Regions from separate parts of the Mus musculus genome. Here all the other regions are linked to region 3. Evidence: chromatin loops called from intact Hi-C (ENCODE). Cell type or tissue: heart. All regions are shown on one strand.

Region 1 (8,000 bases), 270 kb before region 3:
AAGAGCCTGCCCAGCAGCTTGTGAACATTTATTGACTGACAAGATATATGGTGCTTCAGTCATCATTTTGCTCAAATCCACACCTGCATATATGCATATGCTTAAAACATCAATAGGTATTTTTTCCTTTAAACAATTACCAAGATTGCAAAGTTAACTTCATAGAAAGTCAAATAATCGATGGTGCTCAAATATCTGCAGAGGTTTTCTGTTTGTTTTTTGTTTTGTTTTGATTCTTTTTTTTCCTGAATGTGTTTTTACATTTTTCTCTTTGTGATATATAAAATTAATATCAGTCCGAGTTGGGTGTGGTACTGTGATCCCAGCACTTAAGAACCAGCAGCAGGTGGGGGTAGGGTGTGTGTGTCTCAGGCTCAACGTCAACACAGACTACATTTGAGACCCTGTTTCAAATAAATAAATAAACAAACAAATGTTCCCTCCAACAGAGTTAATTCCCTCTGCAGAGCACAGAAAGCATTTCATCTCTATAGCCCTTCTGGAAGTGAGCTTATATGAAAATTAGGTAGCTCTAAACATGCGCTCTCACTAATCAGCTGAGTATTTGTTTCCCTTTTGTTTAAGAAAATAGAAAACAGGCTGGTGAGGTGGCTCAGTGAGTAAGAGCACTGACTGCTCTTCTGAAGGTCCAGAGTTCAAATCCCAGCAACCACATGGTGGCTCACAACCATCCATAACAAAATCTGATGCTCACTTCTGGAGTGTCTGAAGACAGCTTCAGTGTATTTACATATAATAAATAAATAAATAAATAAATAAATAAGAAAATAGTAAACATAGTAATAAACCACATAAATTATGTATAATTTACATACCAAAAATCTATTACTTGTACACACTAATTCAAAGCAGCCACACCTACCCATGCTAGGACTCCAGAAAGACAGAAATTAAATTCTCAAGTGTCCTAACAAGGACCATAACCAACCTCCATGAGTTCTGTTGACTTAGCTTCAGCAGAGAGAGCTCTGTTAGTAATAAACAAAAGCTCCTATCTTCTGTTGGCAGAATTTAGGAGAATACTTGTAGTCAAATCACATGACCTGGCAAAATTAAGACAAGAGTCACAGTATAGACTATACCATCCCAATAGAGAAACTGAAAGGCTTACTTTGAGAAAAGTCCAATGAGGTGGGCAAAAAATAGATAATTGGGACTCTCAGCTGTGTGTGGAATAACAAGGAATACTAATGCTTGCCTAGAGAAGGCCAAGTAATCATTCATCAAGACTTTGTAAACAACGTTGATTTGATCCACAGCACAAGCTATTATATCAAGAAACAAAATTAAACATGTAGATAGTAGAGTCCCACACTGAATCTGAGCGGATTGATGCCCAGGCTATCCAGAAACCCATTTCCACAAGTTCTATAGCAAAGTTGGCTTATCCCCTTAGAAGTGCTTTCCCTACTTTGGAAAATCAAAATTCAACAATAATTGCACATGGATCACTGAAGATTGCCGTGCCCAACCTCATCAGAAGATTAACATCACATAAATTATGAGATGACCAGAAAACGAATTTTTAAAGGTCTGTAAATTTGGGAGTTGTCTTTAAAGACAACACATGAATACCATTCTCTACTTTTCTACCCCACTCTGGCTGACATGATGTTTAGAGCTTTGACTTTCAGAGCAAGCAGTGATGTGGAAATCTCATGGTGATGACACAGAGAAACAAGATAGAACTGTTGGGTACCTGTCCCCATGGATGCTAGAAGGACCAGTGAGTACCTGTCCCACGGATGCTTGACAACCCCAGATTTTCTCTGTCTGCATTTACTTCATATAACAACTACTGTTACATGAGAACAACTATTGTTGTTTTGGTGTTCATTAATTCCAGTAACCAATTGATGATCAATCTAATCAATTCAACAGAATTAGTGAGGATACCAGAAGCCCTTTCGGGATTGAGGAGGCCATTGCTATCCTTTTATTTTGCTTACTGCTTTTTAAAAATCTGAACATAGGATCTCTCACATGCTTGCCAGTGCTCTGTTACTACTGACCCATGTCTTCAGTCCCTCTGAATCCCTGTGAAGACCACATTCACATGAGGTCATGCCATCACAGTTTGCTTCATAAAACAGGAAAGACTGGCTGCTACAACAGGCATTTATTTAACTCCTGTCCTATGCCAAGTGCTCTTCATAGTTGGTAACTTTATAATTGAGATGAGCCCCTTAAGGTGCACGGGTAGACTGTTAAGACAGTTTTCTCAACCTGTCGGCACAGTACTATGGGGAAGGTGAATTCCAGTCAGATGACATGAGTCTGCCATAGGTTCTGAGAACTCAGTTGCTCCTGGTAATGGGGCAGTGGGCAGTGGAAGAAAAGGAGAGATTCCTCAGACACAGCACAGAGCTGGTGAGATACCTATCCAGTCTTACACATGAACACATGGGAAACTGAAGGGCTCCCTAAAATACCAGGGTGGAGAATGGAGCCATTCCCAAAACAAGCTCTTCTCCAGAGGGAGAAAGCCTGTGTTAAATCCATTTTGTGTATACCTAAGGCAAGTTAGGTCTGAGAAAATTTGGACTTCTGCATGTTTTGAGTAGTCTGGAGTCTACAAGAATGTATATGGAGTATTGCTCACCAACCTAACGGTGTTAGGGAGTCTTGGAACTTCAGGAGATAATGGGGACATAAAGGGGGTTAACACCCTTCTCCCAGTAACAAACTTATTATGTCAAGGGACTGTATTAGTGAGTCAAAGGGAGTTAGACTTTCTCACTGGCTCTCTGGCTTCGTTACTCATATATGATCTCCTCTGCATGTGGAAACATGTAGAAACTTCTCTGCTATTCATGTAGGAGCATGCAGATTTCGCCAGGAGCCAGCAGACCTGCACCGTGCTCCTAGCCTTCCAGAACAGTGAGCTAAAAGAACCTCTTTTCTTTATGAGTTAACTACTCTCACGTACTGATTCCATCTTTCACTGCCTGAAACACCATATTATAAAGCGGCACATACAAAACCTGTAAGAGAATATAACTAGAACCATGCATAGACAGTGAGAAGCATGGCATACATATCTACACCAGAAACTGAGGCAGAGAGTAAAGATTACGGGCAGGGGGAGGAGCAGGCTAGGAAAGAGGTGGGCTAGAAGGTTTAAGAAAATTTAGTGCTAAAATTTGTCATATCTATCTCAAAATTGGTCCTGACCAATACAAGTATTTGAAGCATCTTGGTAAATATAATAAACTGAGAGCACATGTTTGTTTCACTTATTCTAACCTGGGCTTTTTGCGTGGTTCTCATCACACTGAAGAGGTCTCTCTTTCCTTTACTGAGGATAACACTGGACTAGCAGTGTGAACAGATATGCTCGAACATTCAGAGCTCAAGATCGGAGCACTTCCTGCCTTTCTGTCTGATGCTGACCACAGGTAATTCTCTCACCACTCAGCCTCACATTAGAATAGCTTTGCATTAGAATCCAAGAAAACTGAAAATTCCATTTTATGTACAATTTCATGTACAATTCTCCAGTACAATTTCCATTTGTATAATGTAAGAGTTCCTGGAATATTTAGGCAAACCTATAAGAGAAAGGCACACATCAGAAAGGATAGCAAAATGAATTTTTGACATATCAATCCTGCAGAAACAACAGAGAGAAATCGACCTCTTTTCATAGAAAATTGAATAAGTGCATAAAAGTATTGCTGCTGAAGCTGAAGTCCAGTGTGAAGCAACACAGCTTCAGAACGGCTGTTCTAAATGTATTGAACTCACTGAAATGCATAAATGTTGAGTCTGGCTAATTGCACTGCGCAGTTTTTCTTTGTAAGTTCTTTGCCATTAAATTATTTAGAAAGAAAGAAAGAAAGAAAGAAAGAAAGAAAGAAAGAAAGAAAGAAAGAAAGAAAGAAAGAAAGAAAGAAAGAAAGAAAGAAAGAAAGAAAGAAAAGCAATATAGACCTGTGTGTTATCTGTGAGGAAAATCCTGGCCAATGTGTGCATTAAAGCACCATCAGTCTCAGAATGCTCCTCCCATCTAGGACAACCCAAGACAAGCGAGGCAGATCCCACGTCCCTTAATGGGAGAGCTAACGGTCCATTCCATCAACCCCCCACTAATTAAATGTGTGGCTTGTGCTTTTGGTTTTCTACTGTAGCTTTGGGAAGCAGCAGAGTTGCTATTCTTCAAAGTCACCACTGGAGGGCAGTCACACTGCAGTATGCATCCCAGCCACACCCTACATTTTAAAACAAAACAACTCCCCCACTCCGAACTACAGCAACAAAACAATATTTCTTGAATAAGCATAAATAAACATATACAAATCTACCCTACATCTTAAAGTTCAGCACAAGGACAGAGTTTGGCTGGGAGAAGATGGCATTAATTCTGACACTCCCTTCTGATTAAACACATCTATCCATCCCAAGATAACTAAATATGGTTCTTATCTTGAATATAGTGATGGATTTATGGTCTGTGCATATGTCAAAGCTTATCAAATTGTACACTATATTTAATATAGTGTCCTCTGCATATCTATGTCAGCTACATCTTATAAAACATGTAAACACAAGAGTAAGCAGCTTTAACTTTACAGTAGCTATAGGCTCCTCCTAACTGCAGCAAATTCCTTCTGGTCCTCTTAACGCTGGAAATAATTATTTTGAATCTGTAACCAAAGCTCTCCCTTTAGATCTGTGACCACATTTATAATTCTTATTATGTGGGCTTGGTTCTCTTGAGACCGTCTCTTTCCTAATGACTTAAGAGTCTTTGTTTCAGAGATGTGTTGATAAGAAAGGCTGTTATCTATTTATGAAACCAATGCTTAAGCAAAACAGTGCTCCCCAGTTTTTAAGAAACTGCTCCCTTCTTCTCTTTCTCCCTTCATTTTAAAAAATGACTAGCCTCCTCTGCAGGATGTGATTTTCAGACATATATACGGAAGGGAAAATTTGCCTAACTTAATTTACATCCACTTTAATATGCAACTCAATTTAAATATTTATTCAGTGTGTTGGCTGCGTGCTCACTAAGGAAATTTATCATCACCAATAATGAGAAACAAAACACAGCGAGGGGAGAAAGGCCCAAGGAGATTTCCTATTTTTAAAAGCAACTTAATGCAATCAAGTTCAAGGTACCTGGAAATTGGGGCAGATTTCCAGACAAAGAATTATCAAGTTCTTGGTTATCATAGATATCATAGAGTCAGTGCTTTGAGCTCTACTACCAAAAAAGAAAAGAATCAAATTTCAGTGATTTTTTTTTATTTTGGTTTATTTTATTTTTGAGACCAGGTCATAATGTATCCCAGGTTAGCCCCAAAGCTACTATGTGACTGAGGATGACCCTGAAGTTCTAATCCTCCTGAAGTTCTAATCCTCCTGCCCCTACCTCCCTGGTGCTGGGATGACAGGCACCTACTGTCACCCCTTTCATGTAGTGCTAGGGAAGGAAACCAGGGCTTCCTGCTTGCTGGAAGAGCCTGACCCTGGGAGGTCTATCCCCAGTTTCTTCAGAGAAGTTTTAAATGAAGAGTTGAGAGAGTGAAATTCCTCTCTCTACCCTGTAAGGAGCTGTCCTTTGTCCTCCATCAGTCACCAAGGGCGCCTCTGTACCAAACAGAAAGGTGGCTTAGCAGAAAAAAACAATAGCGGAGTCTTCTTGAACATTTTTTAAACTATTATTTCTCGAGATAGGGTCTCAATATCTATGCCAGGATGCTACTGAAGTCCACAAGTTGCCCATGGAGGCCCTGTACTCAAAATGCTTCTGCCTCGGCCTCCTGCATGCTGTGATTACAGGTGAGCCCCACCACATCCAACCCTTGTCTGGAGCTCTAATACACAGCCAGCTTTGTTACACACTGACCAGGTTTTCAAATAAGCAATTGCTTCCTGAAGGAAAACGGGTTCTGGGTTAGAACTGTTTAGGGCTATTTGGGTATGTTTCTGTGGCTAAAACAGAAAGATAGTAATCTGAACTATTTTCCTGATCTTCTAAATGTCTCCAGTCTAGGGATCTGAAACCTCAGGCGACCTGACCCTGCCTCCCTGCTCTCACACATTCGGATAGTGTGCACAGTACCTGACCGTTACTTATCTAGCAATCTATAAGGGTACTAAAGGAAGCCCAAGCATCGTATGTGTCATATAGCAGCCACAAAAATCTCAAGTCGTTAAATGAGCAACACAGGGGCAGAAGAACTGTGAAGGAATATGGCTGGTTGAATCCAGCACCAGTAGCTGTTCGGTTGGACTCTTTAAGTCATCTTAGAAATCTTGTCTTCTGGAGTTTTAAAAACCAAGTGTATGTATCTGTATATTTGAGAGCAAATTCTTTCTTTTAATATTTATTTATTATGTATACAATGTTCTGCCTGCATGTATGACTGTAGGTCACTAGAGGGCACCAGATCTCATTATAGAAGGTTATGAGCCATGATGTGGTTGCTTGGAATTGAACTCAGGACCTCTGGAAGAGCAGACAGGGCTCTTAATCTCTGAGCCATCTATCCAACCCAAGAGCGATGTCTTAACCCATTTGTCATTCAATCTATAGGATAACGCCATACACAGAGAAACCATAATTAAAGTAACCACTGAACACAGTTATTATCCATGTCTTCGGTACTTAATATACATTGTTTTTTACTTTCTTGCAATAATATGAAGTAGACACTATTATCTCTCTTTTATATGCAACTAAATGATGATATCAAGTTAATTTGCCCATAATTAAACTTTAGTTACTGGCAATGGATGAAGGGAAGTAAAATACATAATGTAGTCAATCTTAGAGGTTATACAGTTAATTTGAGGCGTAATCCAGTCTCTCTTGCCTGGTACTTGTCCAGATTCAACAGATATAGAATCAGCCACAGGTATAAACACAAATTCTGTCTCTGTAACTCTGGGATCTGAAACATGATACATCTCTCTCTCTCTCTCTCTCTCTCTCTCTCTCTCTCTCACACACACACACACACACACACACACACACACACAACCCAGACTATCAGACTGGTTTGAGGACAGTTGAATTAGTGAAGACTCAGGTCATTGTTACCTCCAGAGTAGCCACGATACTTCTTAACATCACTGTTCATGTGCACACCACACACACACACACACACACACACACACACACACCTCACAGCCCCACATAGATGAAATGTTATAATGTGTTTGCTGTTTTGCATAGTGAGACTCATATTTAGTGCCAGATGTCATTCTAAATAAACTGAAATATTCTCACCCTGGTTTTCATCTTTGCACATGCCCACACCTTAAAAATAACTCGAGTACACTGACACCATTCAGACAGCCTGGGATAAGAGAAGCCATGACAACAGCAACACATGTCTTTATTTTATAAGGAAACTTCAGTTTCCATCTAGCTTCACTCTGGCTAATTTTGTTACCTGTCATTATAATATCTATGATAATAAATCCTTAAGTCTCATTTAGACTGTCACAAAGTTTGCTTAAAATGGCTTTAAAATAAGAGAGAGAGAGAGAGAGAGAGAGACCATTTTGAAATTTGGTGGCAGCTGTGACATGTTTGAGAGGTAAGGAGAGAGACTTGGAAAAATGGCCATGGTAAACAAACGCCTGTTCTTTGCAAGTCACCCAAAGGGTCTCTCTCTCTCTCTCTCTCTCTCTCTCTCTCTCTCTCTCTCTCTCTCTCTCTCTCTCGCTGTGTTCCAGTGGTCTAATCTAGGGACCTCTATCTCTAGATGGAGATGGCACAACACAGTTGACCACTGACAGTTACTGTGATTAAAAAGCAATTTGAGTAATTTTTCTACAGTATTGATCCATTCCATTCCTCTGATATCAAAAACAGAAGTCTTAAAATTTTCATTTCATTAAAAAAAAAATCACAGATTTTTGCCAGGCATGCCTGTCACAATTGGGAGCCTGAGGGATTGGGACCAGGAATCTAAGGCCAACCTGGCCTGCATAGGGAGACCATGTCTTGAAATTTTAGAAAATAA
Region 2 (8,000 bases), 130 kb before region 3:
CGAAGTACAGAAGACATCTAGAAGAATTTAATGCTACGAATACCTTAAAATACCTACAACCATGGTTTTGAATATGAGGAGCTAGAATTCCACAGGAATGGAATCCAGGAGTGGATAAAACCAGTCATAGTGGTGGGCCTGGGACTGCAGCACAATGGGGTGGAAAGCAGATGTACATGCAGATAGAGCACTCATAAAAGATCCGGGGTTCTAAAATCATCTTCGGCTAATAAGTAGCCTAAGCTCAGGCCGGTCTACATGAAACTTGATCTCAAAAAATAAAATAGTACAGCAAAGAAATAAATTATCTTTTAAATATTATGCTAGTCATTAAAAAAAATAGTTATTATCAGCCAGGGGTGGTGGCACACAGCTTTAATTCCAGGTTTTGAGGCAGAGAGGCAGGAAGATCTCTGTGAATTGGAGGCCAGCCTGGTCTACATAGAAGTTCCAGGACACTCAGGACTGTTACACACAGAGAGACTCTGCCTCAAAACAACAAAAATAAAACAAAACAAAAGACCACAAACAACGCCCCCCCCCCAAAAAAAAAAACAAGTGACCATTTATGCCAGTCACTCAACTAAGCATTTTTTTAATATTATGTTTTGTGGTCCTTAGAGACAGAGTCTTGCTATGTAGACCAGACTGGCCTCCAGCTGGTAGAAATCCTCCTGTTTCTGCTTCTCAAGTGCTGGGGTTACTAGTTTAAACTACCATGCCTAAAAATGTTTTGTTTACTTTGGGGAGTTTGGGGGTGGGGGTATTAAGACCTCACAATATAGCTCTGCTTACAGAGGACCAGAGTTCGATTCCCAGCAACCAATGGTGGCTCACAACCATCTATAATGGGATCTGATGCCTTCTTTTGGCATGCAGGTGTACATGCAGCTAGAGCACTCATATACAATAAATAAATACATACATAATTTTTTCTTAAAAGTTTAAAAGGAAAAGGTAAGATCTGTGATTTCTCTCATTTTTTTTAAACACAAAAGCTGATACACAGAAAAACCTAAAAAAAAAAAAAAAGTTATATTTCTAAACCAGGTGGTGGTGGCACATACCTTTAATCCCAGCACTCAAGTGGCAGAGGCTGCAGTATGTATATCTCTGAGTTCCAGGCCAGCACAGCCAGGGCTACACAAAGAAACCCTGTGTCAAACAAACAAACAAACAAAGAACATGTCTAACTTTGCAATTTTTCCTATGTAATTTCATTATCTACTTTTTTTTTCAATCAGTTGGGTTCATACAGGTAAAACACAAACATTACTCCATTTTACAAAATATTCTTCTGCCATACAATTTTTTAATTTATTTATTTTTTAAAGATTTATTTATTTATTTAATGTATATGAGTACACTGTAGCTTCCCTCAGACACACCTGAAGAGGGCATCAGATCCCATTACAGATAGTTGTGAGCCACCATGTGGTTGCTGGGAGTTGAACTCAGGACTTCTGGAAAAAGCAGTCATTGCTCTTAATCACTGAGCCGTCTCTCCAGCCCTTAATTAATTTATTTTTAATTAAAGCACCATTACATCACTTCCCCCTTCCCTTTTCTTTCTCCAACATTTCCCCTGTTCCCTTCGCTCTCTCTCAAATTCACAGCTGTTTTTTTTTTAGTTGTGATTGTTGCATACACATGTATGTACACATATACATACAGAGAGAGAGTTGGGCCCCCTGATATTTGTTTAGTTCTGCTTGTATGTGTCTGATCACTTGGCTTTGGATAACCACTTAGGGGGCCTGCCCCTGAAGAAGTCTGATTCTCCCACTCTCATCAGCCCATACTGGTCTTATTTATATCTTTGTCTAGTAGTACAGGCCTGTGCAATGTCTCCCCTCCGTGTTTATTGATGCTGTCAGTCACATCCTGTTTACTATCATGTGACTTTAGAATAATATAAATGAAAAACTTAGATACATTTTTTGCTTTGTTGTATTTTGTTTTGTTTTGTTTTTGAAACAAGGTTTTTCCTGTGTAGCCCTGGCTGTCCACTCAACCTATAGACCAGGCTGACCTTAAATTTACAGAGATCTGCATGCCTCTGCCTCCTAGGTTCTGGGGTTTAAAAGCATGTATCACCACCAGTGAAAAACTTAAAAATCTTAAAGATGCATTTATCAGCCTTTATGCCAAAATAGCCAAACCCTTCTACCAATCTCAGAATGCTTTCCCAATCTTTAAATTACGGCCAAAATCATATTGCCAACACGAGGGGTTTCAAAGTCTCTATTTCTTCCTCCCAGGGATCTTAGAGTGTTAGTGGAACTGCATCAGCAATTGCTCCACACATGGCTAAATCATACCGAGTGAGTCAGTCCCTGCCTGACTAAGCCCCAAGACCGTGTCTCGAGAACAAGATAATACACTTTATGATATCTGACCACAAAATACTGTATTCCCACGAAGAGAATGTGTTCAAAGGTTGCACTAGGCGCTTTCCTTTTGGAGTTCTTCTCATTGGAAGCTACTCCTGAGTAGGTTTCTTCATTATGGTCTAGAGTCCCCATGTCACGTGGTGTCCCACCCGCCAGTCCCCACGGAGACCTGGTTTACAGCATGGAGCTTCGGGCCTCTGGAACCTCCGAAACCTAATCCCATCACTTTGCATTGTAAACAATGTTGAGAGTGAGCTGTGCTGGTTATATTTGGAAGATAATTTTATCTTCCTCGTATATGTTCTGATAGAATCAACTTGAAAATGTCACCATTCCTTGGTAGACTCTGTGCCACCGATGTCCTAAGCAATTGGATGTTCCTCTAATTCCCACCATAGTTTCTGTTTCATAAGAGTCTTGTTTGAATTACTAACTATATTGCTCCTCTTTATCATTTTCTGAAGAAGAAAATAAAGAAATTGATAAAAAAAATTGGTCTTGGTAATGGGTAGATAAACATTTGGGTTTTTGTTCTTTTTTAATGTAAAGGAACACACAAAATGTCTCGTGTGCGGAAGAGTGTTCCATTCCCAAATAAACATTTGATGCACATGTCAGATGCCTGCAGTTGTGTTTGCTGCTATGGTGGTGGCAGTTACGAAGGCACTGGAGCCTCACAAAGCCAACAGACCACAAAATGGGAACCTGTGGCTACGATTTACTGTGTGTCTTAGTCAGGGTTTCTATTCCTGCACAAACATCATGACCAAGAAGCAAGTTGGGGAGGAAAGGATTTATTCGGCTTACACTTCCATGCTGCTGTTCATCACCAAAGGAAGTCAGGAGTGGAACTCAAGCAGGTCAGGAAGCAGGAGCTGATGCAGAGGCCATGGAGGGATGTTCTTTACTGGCTTGCTTCCCCTGGCTTGCTCAGCCTGCTCTCTTATAGAACCCAAGACTACCAGCCCAGGGATGGTCCCACCCACAAGGGGCCTTTCCCCTTGATCACTAATTGAGAAAATGCCTTAAAGTTGGATCTCATGGAGGCATTTCCTCAACTGAAGCTCCTTTCTCTGTGATAACTCCAGCTGTGTCAAGTTGACACAAAACTAGACAGTACACTGTGCAAACATAAATGTATTGTCTAATTTGGAGGTTGACAGCCACAGGCCAGCAGGATGACTCAGTGGGTAAGGGTTTTGCTGGCTGCCAAACTTGATGACCTGAGATCAATCACCAGAAACCACAAGGTGGAAGTCGAGAACCAACTTCTACGAATAGTCCTCTGACCTCCACATGTGCACTGCAGCCCACAGGTACACAAATCACACGTGCACCCACATGTGAACACACAGACACATAAAAAGACACATGAGCTGACTACAAATAAAACGCACACATGCACACTACATAAATATAAAAACGAAAGTTTAAATGACTTTGTTTAAAGAAAGAAGCTGTTGACAGTCAAGCATGTCATGTGACTGTAATCCAAGCAGGGGAAAGCTGGAGACAGAGTCATTATAAATAAAGATCAGTCCATGCTGCAAAGTCCTGTGTCACAAAACAAACAAGGAAATCAATCAAACCATCAATTAGAATTGACAGGGCTCCTATAGAAACTACCAGTTCAACATACCAAAGAGATCCTCACAAACACACACATACACACACACACACACACTCTGGAAAGTGCTGCCATTTTTGTTAGGAATTAAAAGCATATTGTGATGTTTAAAATAGCTATGTTTTCCATCAGAATCTATTCTTAAAACAATAGGAAAAACTTGTAGAATTCCTTCTATTCATAGAAAAGAAAGCGCCTAACAAGTGCCCAGAAGGGCAAATGAGGATTCAACATCAGCGTGAGGGGAATCTGGAGGGCAAAAACCAGGCAGAAAGAATCTCAGAGAGGACCTTTTTGTACCTTAGAATTTTAATGAATTATTTAAAATAGAATTTTAATTTTGTTGAGTGGATTCTTCCCTGGTCACTAAAAAAAATTGTAGGCTCTTCTGATTTTTTTTGTTCTTAATAATCTTATTTCTCTCTTTGAAGCAGAAACTCATGTAGCCCAGGCTAGCCAAGAACTCACTATGTACCCAAGGCTGGGACTGCAGACATGCCTTACCTTAAAGGTCCAATTTTCTCACTTCGAAGAAGTAGGCTTAACAAAATGGCCATGAAGATGATTCTACAAGCCATCAGAGCGGGTTTTTTTAATACTTTAATTCCCAAGAAGTGTGAGCCCACTCACTTTACAACAGGAGCTAGGTGCAAAACTCTAAAATGCCTAGATTTTGAAAACATTGACTCATAGGTGAACTATAGAATATTCTCCAGAAAGAAGAGATTAGTAATTAGCTTAATGATTAATTCATTCATGAACTAATGAGTTCCTAAGAATCAGCAGCAAACAGAAGGATCCCTCCTTCAGGGACTGTCCTGTCCTGTGACATTTCACCTACAGTCCCTTTTTATGCCACCTGATTTTTTATCATCACTGCTATCTGGAGTAAGTCCACTAGGGGGCACTGTTTCATCACTTAGAAGAAAAGCAATGTCCTTGTTTCCATGGGAACTATTCTTCAGCTTTATTTGATGTTTTTTCCTTTTCCTTTCTTTTTTCTTTTTCTTTTTTCTTTTTCTTTTCTTTTCTTTTCTTTTCTTTCTTTCTTTTTTTTTTTTTTTTTTTTTTTTTTTTTGTGGAGGTGGGGCGTTGTTTGGGGACAACGGTTCTCTGTGTGGCTCTGGCTGTCCTGGAACTCCATTTGTAGACCAGGCTGGTCTCGAACTCACAAAAACCTGGCTATCAATGCCTCCCCAGCGCCCGGATTAAAGGCAGGCGTATGCAATTTACTTGATTTTTAAATAGCTTCTAAAGGAGGAGAGACTCTGCTACACAGAACAGGTTTCCTGGTAAGCCACACCTTGGAAACCTTGAAACAGCTGTGTCTTCTTCCATGTGAGCTCGGCCAAACCCTGGTAGCTTTCTCAGTCCTCGGCTACTTTGTTATTCTTTTTTTTTTCTTTAATTAATTTTTAATTAGGTATTTTCTCCATTTACATTTCAAATGCTATCCCAAAAGTCCCCCAGACCCTCCCCCCAAATCCCCTACCCACCCACTCCCACTTCTTGGCTCTGGCACTCCCCAGTACTGAGGCATATAAAGTTTATGGCTCAGCCGTTAAAGGCTAGGCTCACAACCAAAAATACTTTGTTATTCTTGTCTGCTGTCCTTACATATATTCTTGTACCTCTCTGCAATTACTCCCGGATCCTACACAATCTTTTTCAGCAAGCAGGAAGGGGACTATAAGGAGGCATCTCTTATTTCTAATAGGATCTTACACCTCTCTAAATCCTCTGCACTTTAACAAAGCCCACTCACCAATTTTTTTATATGAGACTAGGAATAATGTTCATTTATCTATCAAAAACCAAGATTGTCATTCAAAGACATTGCAATCTACAAGTCAGAGACCCATCTCTGTCTCTTCACTGGGCAGCCACACGTGCCCTTGGTACAGAAAAGTCTTTCCTAGCCTTTAAAAAGCTCGCCACTTACTGAGAGCGAGGGAGCAAAGGCTACCAGAGCAGCCCAACCCTAATAGAAGAATATGGTTCAGTCTATGCTCCTCAAAAGACAGAAAGAAGTCTAAATCTCAGCACAGACCGCTAGGTCTAGAAGAACCACAAGGAAGACGGGAACGTTGCCCACTGTAATCCAGACCGAGTTTGTCTCTGCATTCACCTGAAGACCAGTCACTTGAGGTCAAGAGGCAGACAATTTCTTAGGAAACAATTAGCATGGGCAGCTGGCCCATGACAGAAGCCAAGGAGAGACTAATGTACAAGAGGGCACGCGAACAGGACAGCAGAATGAACCCCTCCAGAGTAGGATGAGCATTTGTCACCGCAAGCCGACTAGCTCAGGAGCATCTCTGCCCTGTGGCTCTTGTCGTTTCTTCACCTTTTCAGAGTTCTGAAGGCATCTTACTCTCTTCTTGGCAAGCCTGTGTTAGAATACACTTGTGTCTAAGTAGCAACTACAACACGAGTCAGCCTGAAACTGGCCACGATGGCACAGATTAGACACTTCCTGGAAACAGGACTTTGGAGGAGGGGCCTGAATAAATTTGACCAGGAAGGATACATTAACCTATTTATGGACTGCAGCCTATGTGCTTGCCCTCCTATCATTCCTGTTTGTAAAAAAAATGCTTTAAACAACCGATAGTTGTTTTCTCACTATCCTGGAGGCTCAGAGTTGAGGAATGTGATGCTGGTGAAGTTGGCTTCTTCCAGGGCCCTACTTGTCATCTCCTTAACACCATGTGGTCTCCTCTCCTCTCCTCTCCTCTCCTCTCCTCTCCTCTCCTCTCCTCTCCTCTCCTCTCCTCTCCTCTCCTCTCCTCTCCTCTCCTCCCCTCCCCTCCCCTCCCCTCCCCTCCCCTCCCCTCCCCTCCCCTCCCCTCCCCTCCCCTCCCCTCTCCTCTCCTTTTCTCTACGTTTCTGCATCCAGTGTCTACTTTGTTTAAAGACACCAATGTATGGGATCAGGACTGACCATGATGGCTTCATTTATATAATACCCTCTGGGTACTTGGAAAGCCATCTCCAAGTACTCTTGCCTTCTGACACACCAGCGACTAAGACTCAAACATACCAACTCCAGGGAGAACCCGATACAACCCCTAACAATTGCTATGTCCAAAAAGTTCCATCTTTGAAGAAAAAAATGTGCATTTTATGAATGAAAAATGGAAATTTATAGCAATCTCTGTGTGTATGTGTTTAATAACTAGAGCTAATGAAATGACATTTTTTTCTATTTACACTATTTCCCAATTACACCAACAGGAAAATAAAATGGACTTGTTTGGACAATTATTACTTCAGCTGTGTATAATAACACTTATAAATAAGGCACTGGAGAGGTAAAGGATTAGGAGTTCAAGGCCACCCTCAGCATCATAGTAAGTTCAAAGCCAGCCTATGCTATGTAAGACTTTGTCTCAAGAAAACCAAAAGCAAAAACAACGATCTGGAACAAGAAGAATATGCAAACTTCATGATTAATTTAAATCATGATTTAAAAAGAAGAAACTTATAAGGCATATGTCCAGTCCTCACAGCCACAAAATAAAGTTTAAATACATAAATATAAGAAACAGCTGTTAGAAGGTTGAGTACAGAATAACACTCTTTTCTCTCTATTTGCAGTATTTTAAAAAATGTTATTATAATCATTATTTAGAGGAGACCTTTTCATATTTTTATTATTATTTTTACTGTGTGTATATGTGTGTGTGTTTCATGTATGTGTAGTGTGTACTGTGTGGAAGTCAGAGGCCACTGGCACGAAACGAATCTGTTTTCTCCTTCCACTGTGGGCTCTGGGATCAAGCTCAGGTTGTTGTGCGTGTGGGTCAAGCACTTTCACTGGGTAGGCCATCTTACAGCCCCATAATCAGTGTTTTAAACCACAATAAATGAATGAACGCAGATGATTCCACACATTGAAAATGGTTTATTTTTTCCTGATGCTTTCCAAAAGGATACATGTCAATTTCTTCTTTTTTTTTCACATTTTTTAAACAAGA
Region 3 (8,000 bases):
ATGCTAAACCCCAGGACAAGTTCTGAGGATCTCAGAGGCAGAGAGATGACTCAGAGGTTGATAGAACTTGCTGATCTTGCAGCTGCCTCAGGCTCAGTTCCCAGCATCCCCAAGCAGGCTCACAGCTCCAGTTGTAACTCCAGTTCCCTTTTGGCCTCTGTAGGCACTAAACCTCACATGGTGTGCATATGTATAAAGCAAAACACTCGTACACATAAAATAAAAATAAAAATAAATGTCTAGCCAGGCGTGGTGGTGCATGCCTTTAATCTCAGCACTTGGGAGGCAAAGGCAGGCAAATTTCTGAGTTAGAGGCCAGCCTGGTCTAGGGCGAGTTCCAGGACAGCCAGGGCTACACAGAAAACAAGCAAAACAGAAATTAAATAAATAGATAAATAAATAAATAAATGTATGTCTGAGGATCTCTCTTACATTTCTAGAGTTGGATTGATTCCATAAGTGAAAGTTTGCGTATTATTAAACTTCACTATCAACAAAATTTTAAATTTTATTTATTAATTTTTTGTTAATGTAAAGTTTACTTTATGGATATGAATATTGTGCCTACATGTGTGTCTGTGAACCAGGTATGGAACCAACCACAATGGCCAGAAAAGGACATAGGTCTTCTGGACTGGAGTTACAAACAGTTGTGAGCCACCATGTGAGTGCTAGGAATTGAACCCAGGTCCTTTAGAAGATCAACACACTTTAAACCAATGTGTGGTGGCATACACCTTTAATCTCAGCACTCAGGAAGCAGAGACAGGCAGATCTTTGAGTTCAAAGCCAGCCTGGTTTACAGAGTGGCTTCTAGACAGCCGAGGCTACACAGAGAAACCCTGTCTCAATAAACGCAAATAAACACATCTGAAAACTATCAGGAAGAAGCAACAGGTCATCAGTTAAGAACACTGGCAGCTCTTCCAGATCATCAGAGGACAGTCCCCAACACCTATATCAGGGGACCTGCAACTACAACGCCAGGGGATTGGGCATCTACTCTGGCCTCAGTGGGCACCTGTACACACACGGCAGACACATAGATAGAAAACATAGATAAAAATACAATAAAAAGCTGGACGTGGTGACGCACGCCTTTGATCCCAGCACTCGTGAGGCAGAGGCAGGTGGATTTCTGAGTTCGAGGACAGCTTGGTCTACAAAGTGAGTTCCAGGACAGCCAGGGCTATACAGAGAAACCCTATCTCTAAAGAGCAAAAATAAATAAATAAATGGATGAATGAATGAATAAATAAAAATAAAATTAATCTTAAAATAATCTATCAGGGCTGAAGAGATAGCTCAGAGGTTGAGAGCAATGACTGCTCTTCCAGAGGTACTGAGTTCAATTGCCAGCAACCACGTGGTAGCTCACAACCATCTGTAATGGGGTTCAATGCTTTCTTCGGATATGTCTGAGAACAACTACAGTGTACTCATATACATTAAATAAATAAATGAATCTTTCACTTTAAAATTTAAAAAGAAAAAATCTATCTATCCGGCTGGAGAGATGGCTCAGAACTGGCACTGGTTAAGAGCACTGGCTATTCTTCCCGAGGTTCTGAGTTCAATTCCCAGCAACCATCTGGTGGCTCACAACCATCTGTAATGATGCTTTCTTCTGGCACACAGGTATACATGCGGTCAGGTACTCATATACATAAGATAAATAACCAAAAAATACCTATCTACCAAATTACTTATTTGGTATCACTTATTAGGCATTATAAGACATGCATAGCTATGGACATTACGCCAGGGCTCATAAGGAGGCTGCCCCACAGACCTAAATTCAGTGTTGATGAATGGGTACTGCAGGTCCCTAGGGCTGAATGGCACTAGAATCAGCTTCCCTAGGAACAAACTTCAATTTCTGAATATTTTGGTACAAATTTGATTTCTCTGGATCTTCCCAAGCAGGCCAGAAAGCAGTGTAAGTTCCAGAAGGTATGACACCCTCTTCTGATGGGTCAGAAGACAGCTACAGTGTACTGTATCTGACTTACAAATGGTAAGTCAGATGTTATTATGAGAAGATGCCAAGCATCCAATTTCTTATGCACACACACACACACCAAACCAATGTGTCCCAGGCCACAATGCACTGAGTGGTTATTTGAGAGGCCCTCTTGCATGACAAACTAGTCCCTAAACTAGCAAACAAATAACCCAGCTGACATACTTTTATGAGCTAGCGCCCTTTCTTAAAAATTGCTTTCCTGGGCTAGAAAGATGGCTCAGTGGGTAAGAGCACTGACTGCTCTTCTGAAGGTCCTGAGTTCAAATCCCAGCAACCACATGGTGGCTCACAACCACCTGTAATGAGATATGACACCCTCTTCTGATGCCTCAGAAGACAGCTACAGTGTACTGTATCTGGGTTGCACATGATCATCACAGTCTTGAAACAGAGCTGCTATGATGACCCACAAAAGATGCTCAAGAGATCAGGGCTTTTGTCACTTCCTGGTAGACGGAGATGGGTGAGTCACAAGACTCCAGGCTCACAGGACAGTGAGATGCCCGTGGGCTCATCATGCTCCTGGATTCCAAAGGCCACTAAGTAAGAGGCAAGCAGCATCTGAGGTGGCACTTTTCTGAGTCACCCATGTTCTGTGAGTAACTCCACTAAACTCACTGCTTCCCTGTACTGGCCCTGGAGAGAATCCTTTTTTTGTCCGTCAATGTCCTCTCCGTCTCAAAGAAACAGATGTTTTCTTTAAATCTTCCCAGGAAGAGTCATCCAACTGTTTGAAAAACAGCAGTAAAGGTAATGAATGATGACTTGAGATGACTTTTGGTATAGCATTGGAAATGTAAATGAGCTAAATACCTAATAAAAAAGGGGAAAAAAAGGAAAAAAATTGCTGATGAGAAATCTGAAATTATTGTCGCATATTTGTCTTTGTAGATATGTTCTGTATTCCATTATAGTTTTTTTCTTATGTATCTTTGCTTTGTGTTTTTGACATCTTGATTAAAACAGGCCATGTCTTCTTGGTTCAAAAAAAAAAGTGCGTTCTGTGGCCAGCGGTGGTGGTGTACACCTTTTATCCCCGTTCTCTGGATGCAGAGGCAGGTGGATCTCTGTGACTCAAGCCAGTCAGGTCTACACAGAGCATTCTGGGATAGCCAGGGCTACCCAGGGAGACCTTGTGATCTAGAAAGAAGCTCCAAGAGTCTAAATCAAATGCAGGAGAATAAAACAAAATCAAACATTTATGGACACCCACAAATGTATCAAGCCCCTGGCTCATTATAAGTATTTATATCCTTCCAGGACACAATGCCAATGAGATAGTCTCTGCTCAGACCCCAAAGGACTCTCAGTGGTCCCCCTCCACGGTCCTTTCAGCTTCGCCTTCTGCTGGCGTGAACCACTTTCCAATCACCCTGCCCTGTACTGTCTGAGAGGGCACATTGGCATTCATCTCCTGTATCTCTGGGCCACAGACGAAAGAAGGCAGTGTACAGAAAACTCATTTTCCACACAATTAATACGCACTTGTAAAAATAAATAATTGCTAAAAGAAGATGCTGCAATTGGATGAGTCACTTGCTCACTCCACTCTGATGGGCTTCAGGCTCCAGTGTGCCTAACACCACCAAGATAGGGCTAAAGCAATGAGCTGCCCAGGGTTTTGTCCATTTGGGAATGGGTCCATGCCACGTGCTACCATCCTACCAGAAGTCTGAGGTGTAAACAGCATTGTGTGGCATCAGCAAAGAGGAACTCCAACGGAAACACAGGACACTGAGACACAGACGATGTCCCTTCAGCCAATGCTCCTCCAGTGACATTGCAACAACCCAGGATGGCTCTCCATCATCTGTTCCCAGTCCTGGGCCTTCCAGATCTCCAGATCGGTGCCCCGACGTGTTCCCTGGGAATCCCCCTCAGTATCACCTACTCACCAGGGATATGGAGAACGGAGCGAAGGCAGTTAGGATGATTTCTGATGTTCTGCCCATTGGTAAATGGGCAAAGAGCACAGAAACATAAATATTCACAACCAACCTTATGTCTGCACAAGTCAGGGGGGCTGAGTCAGATGGAGGTGGTGGGAAGACAAATTGGCAGAGGGGAAAGAAGGAAAAGGAAAGGGGAGAGGGGGAGAGAGAGACAGAAGGGTGAGAAGGGAGAAATTAACTACCTGTTGTTAGTTCATACAGCACTGATAGAAAAGGAAAGAAAACCTAGTGTAAACTGCTGTAGTCATCCAGGAATGTTGGGTTGTTCTCAGTTCTCTAGAGAAATAAAATCAGTAGGAAATGCATACATGGCTGTACATATGAAGAAACTGGAATGGGATTGTGTGACTATGAAGCCTATACCCCAGAAATTTTCATCTGCAAGCTGGAAAAATCCAGGAAAGCCAAGAGTGTAAATTCTAACCCAAATGCAGAGAGACAGGACAGCTCGAGGTGTCACTCATTCCCCTAAATTCCCCTAGGGGGCAGCACCACCCCCTGCTCCCGCTGCCTTGAGGCTCTATGCAACTGAACATAAAATGAACTAGAATGAAGGGTCTCCATTCCAACATTACAAATTCCCAGGATCCACAAAGACCTAATAAACGCTACTTTCCAAACCTGGTTTGGGAATTATCCTAGCTGATCTGAGTCTTCAAGAAGAAGTGAATTTGATCTCCTGGCTTTTAGCAAAATGTGGAGGGAAGAAAAAAAGTATAATTCCAAGAATCTGATACAACAGAAGTCACTCTATCATGACCTATGAGAACTGTCTGCTACCCCCAAGGCAAGACCCACGGCTCTAAATATGTTTTATGTGCTGTAATAAAAGGTGTACACACCTAGTCTTAATGACCTTTTCAGTTGCTTGGTTTTATTAAGCTGGCCCCCTTCCTTATTTTGTAAGTTCAGGACCAGAAGTGTTCTAATTCCTGTGAGCATTCATGTAATGCAGTCAGATTGCGCCAGGGTCTGCTGTCTGTCTTCCCCAACATGAATCTGCTGTCCTAGGTGCACCTAACTCGTGTGCCAGTCTGTTTTTGCGATGCCGGGGAAGATTCAGTGCACTGTGCGTGCCAGACAAGCACTTATCACCGAGCCATCTCTCCAGCCCCACTCACACATTCTTTAAATTGTTGGGGAGGGTTGGAGTAGAGACGGGGTCTTGGTAATGTAGGCTGGCCTCAGAGTCACTGTGACTCTGACTTCCTGGATCTCCATCTTGGTCCTTCACTACCCAAGTGCTATCAGTAGAGCACACAGTACCCAGATGTCGGCCACTGCACCTGGTTTCTGTGGCCTGGTCGCTATTTTAATTTAGAGCTGAAATGGGGACCTGGTCCCAAACAAGAAACCAGAGCGGAGTCTTGGGATTTCCAGTGAAGAGACTGACTGTGAAATACCAGGAGTCAGAAGAAACATAATTTCCAGCGGGGGAAAAAAAAGCAAAAGTGTATTTAAATTTCAGCTTTGCCCCCACCTCCCAGACGGGGTTGCGACTGCCATGACCTAAATGAGATTTTTTTTTTAATGCTTTCTGTTTTATTTATGTGTCCATGTATGTGCAGCTGCATGTGGCCGCACATGTACATGCCAGATACTCTCAAAGACCAGAAGAGGGCATCGCATCCCCTGGAGCTGGAGTGATTGTGAGCCCCTCATGTGGGTTGCTAGCTATTGAACTCAAATCCTCAGTCAGAGTGGTAAGTGCTCTTAAACCTCTGAGCCATCTTTCCAGCCCGGGGTTCGCTTAAGACTGAGATACAAGCCGGGCGTGGTGGCGCACGCCTTTAATCCCAGCACTCGGAAAGCAAAGGCAGGCGGATTTCTGAGTTCGAGGCCAGCCTGGTCTACAAAGTGAGCCCCAGGACATCCAGGGCTATTCAGAGAAACCCTGTCTTGAAAAAACAACAACAACAAAGACTGAGATACACAGATCTCAGTTCTGGCTTCTGAGCTGCAGCTGTGCCTTGCTGCCGCTGTGCACGGGCTTTCCATTAGTGGCATTAAAGGGAGCTGAGGAGAGTGGAGTCGGGAAGACTGAAGGAGAGATACAGGAAATTCCCTCGAGATTAAGTCTGTGAGCCTGGAGGGAATGATTTTTGTTCCCTGTAAAAGAAATTGTTGGGAGATACATCTGGGTGAGCGGACCTGTGCTCCTGAAGGCCTGGAGGACTTTTAGCTACCAACTATGTTTCCTCCCAGGAACGGAGCTAGGCAGGAAGTCAGCCTTTAAGGGAGGGATTCTATATAAACTTGGGGAACGAGAAAATCCACAATGTCCTAAGGACGATTCGCAGAGGTAAACAGAAGTGTTCTATGGCTCCATGAGAGCCAAAAGGAGACTATTAAAGAGACGACAACCACAGACAGAAGGGATGGGCGCCAGTTTGCTTTGAGAAATTGGACTGTAGGCCTATCTTCTACCTCTGCAAAATGCATTGTCCTGACCAGTTAAACTTCCAAAATGGCTAAGCAGTTGCCCAAAATTCAGTTCAAACAGCCACTCTAAACTGCTTTCAGGCTCTAAAATTAGCAGCTGCTGGGCGTGGTTGTGCACACCTTCAATCCCAGAACTCCAGATGCAAAAGTAAGCGTGAATTCTGTGAGTTCCAAGGCCAGTCTCCAAGTCTGGTCTACCCAGTGAGTTCCAGTTCAGTCCGGGCTGCACAAAGACCCCACCCACCCCCACCCTCACCCCGTCTCAAAAGAGAAAAGAAAAGAAACCTAGCAAGTGTTTTAACTATACATTCCACCTAAGTTGCAAGAGTAATTCATGGTAAAGTATTACTATTCCCATTCAATGAAGGAGAACATTGGCTCGAAGAGACGTAGAGCCACTGCCAGACAGACTCCCTCCTGACAAACTCACAGATTGACCTTGAGCTGGGGTCTACGTCTTTAATCGGGTTCAGCTGGACGATTCTGCTCCAGTATTTTTTTTTCTGTTTAATGTTTTTCTTAAACGGACAGACAAGTCATGCACGTTCCGAAATGATCCCACAAGTCATTATTTAAGTCCAACTTAGCACTTTCTTTCTATAATTTGCAAGTTTAATGCTCTCTAATGAGATATTGAATATGCATAGAATTAAACTATCAAGTAATTAAGCATTTGCAAAACAAACTTCAGCTTTAGCACAAGTTCCTGCCACAAGATGGCACTAGAAAGTCTATAGCAGGGCTGGAGAGATGGCTCTGTGGGTAAGAGCACTGACTGCTCTTCCAGAAGTCCTGAGTTCAAATCCCAGAAACTCACAACCATGAGGAATGAGATCGGTTGCCCTCTTCTGGTGTGTCTGAAGACAGCTACAGTGTACTTACATATAATAAATAAATAAATCTTTTAAAAAATAAAAAGTACATTGAACTGGATAAGGCTATAGCTCAGTGGTAGAGTGCTTACCCAGCAATGAGTAAGCTTGACCACAGAGGGAAAGAGTCTATATAGTAAACCCACCTAAAACACTTTGATCTAAGGCATCCTAGAATAAGATAGAACTATAGACACTATAGAAGGCAGCCTGGTGTCTTATTCGTTTGTTTATAGCGATCGACCCCATGGCCTTCCATAAGCTCAGCAAATATTCCACCCTCAACTCCAGACAGGAAAACGGTTTGTTCTCAAGCCTAGGGTAAAATAAAGTTAAGGTGAGGAGATGCAGCACTCAGCCATGCAAGGCTGATTCGTGGCAGGGAAAGCTGAGTACAGGGGAGGCACAGGACGGTGGGGTGGAAAGCTACAACCTCACCAAACCTCCCCAGACCTCAGGCTCTTTGTTTATAAAGTGGGAATCTTACGGTAAGCAGCACGTAAGGGTCTTTCAGTCCTGCTCCTTGCAGTGAATAGAGCAGTTGACTGCAAAATACAGAACTGCCAGGAACTGAGTGAAGAATTGGACATGATGACGTAAAGCAGGGAGGGACACTGGGGACACGAACGTGTAGGTCAAGTGGCGGAGCACTTGCGCATAGCATATATAAGGTCCTGAGTTTGAATCCCAAGGAGGAAAAAGAAGGAA

The links. Hi-C counts contacts between places; a loop is a spot of excess contacts. Peaks named below come from ENCODE experiments on the same cell type or tissue, not always from the same donor. Only the 100,000 strongest peaks of a DNase experiment are listed, where the experiment ranks them.
Region 1: it touches region 3 in a loop (2.1-fold over the local background); 7 of 42 quality-filtered maps call a loop at or near these places.
Region 2: a loop joins it to region 3, with 5 times the contacts of the local background. A loop is called at or near these places in 15 of 42 quality-filtered maps.

Annotation. Positions count from the first base shown.
Region 1 is chr3:127,180,032-127,188,031 of GRCm38, forward strand. The region is part of intron 1 of Ank2 (ankyrin 2, brain); the gene reads right to left. Among named protein-coding and RNA genes, the nearest start is that of Gm16958, 23 kb to the left of the region's middle. In heart, CTCF peaks have their summits at 4,192 (motif pointing right) and 6,412 (motif pointing right); no DNase peak of the experiment used is centred here.
Region 2 is chr3:127,318,171-127,326,170 of GRCm38, forward strand. The region is part of intron 1 of Ank2 (ankyrin 2, brain); the gene reads right to left. Among named protein-coding and RNA genes, the nearest start is that of Gm52631, 64 kb to the right of the region's middle. In heart, a CTCF peak has its summit at 4,906 (motif pointing right); no DNase peak of the experiment used is centred here.
Region 3 is chr3:127,446,806-127,454,805 of GRCm38, forward strand. All of the region lies in intron 1 of Ank2 (ankyrin 2, brain), which reads right to left. Among named protein-coding and RNA genes, the nearest start is that of Gm35535, 20 kb to the right of the region's middle. In heart, CTCF peaks have their summits at 4,459 (motif pointing right), 5,605 (motif pointing right) and 7,107 (motif pointing right); no DNase peak of the experiment used is centred here; H3K27ac peaks cover 382 bases.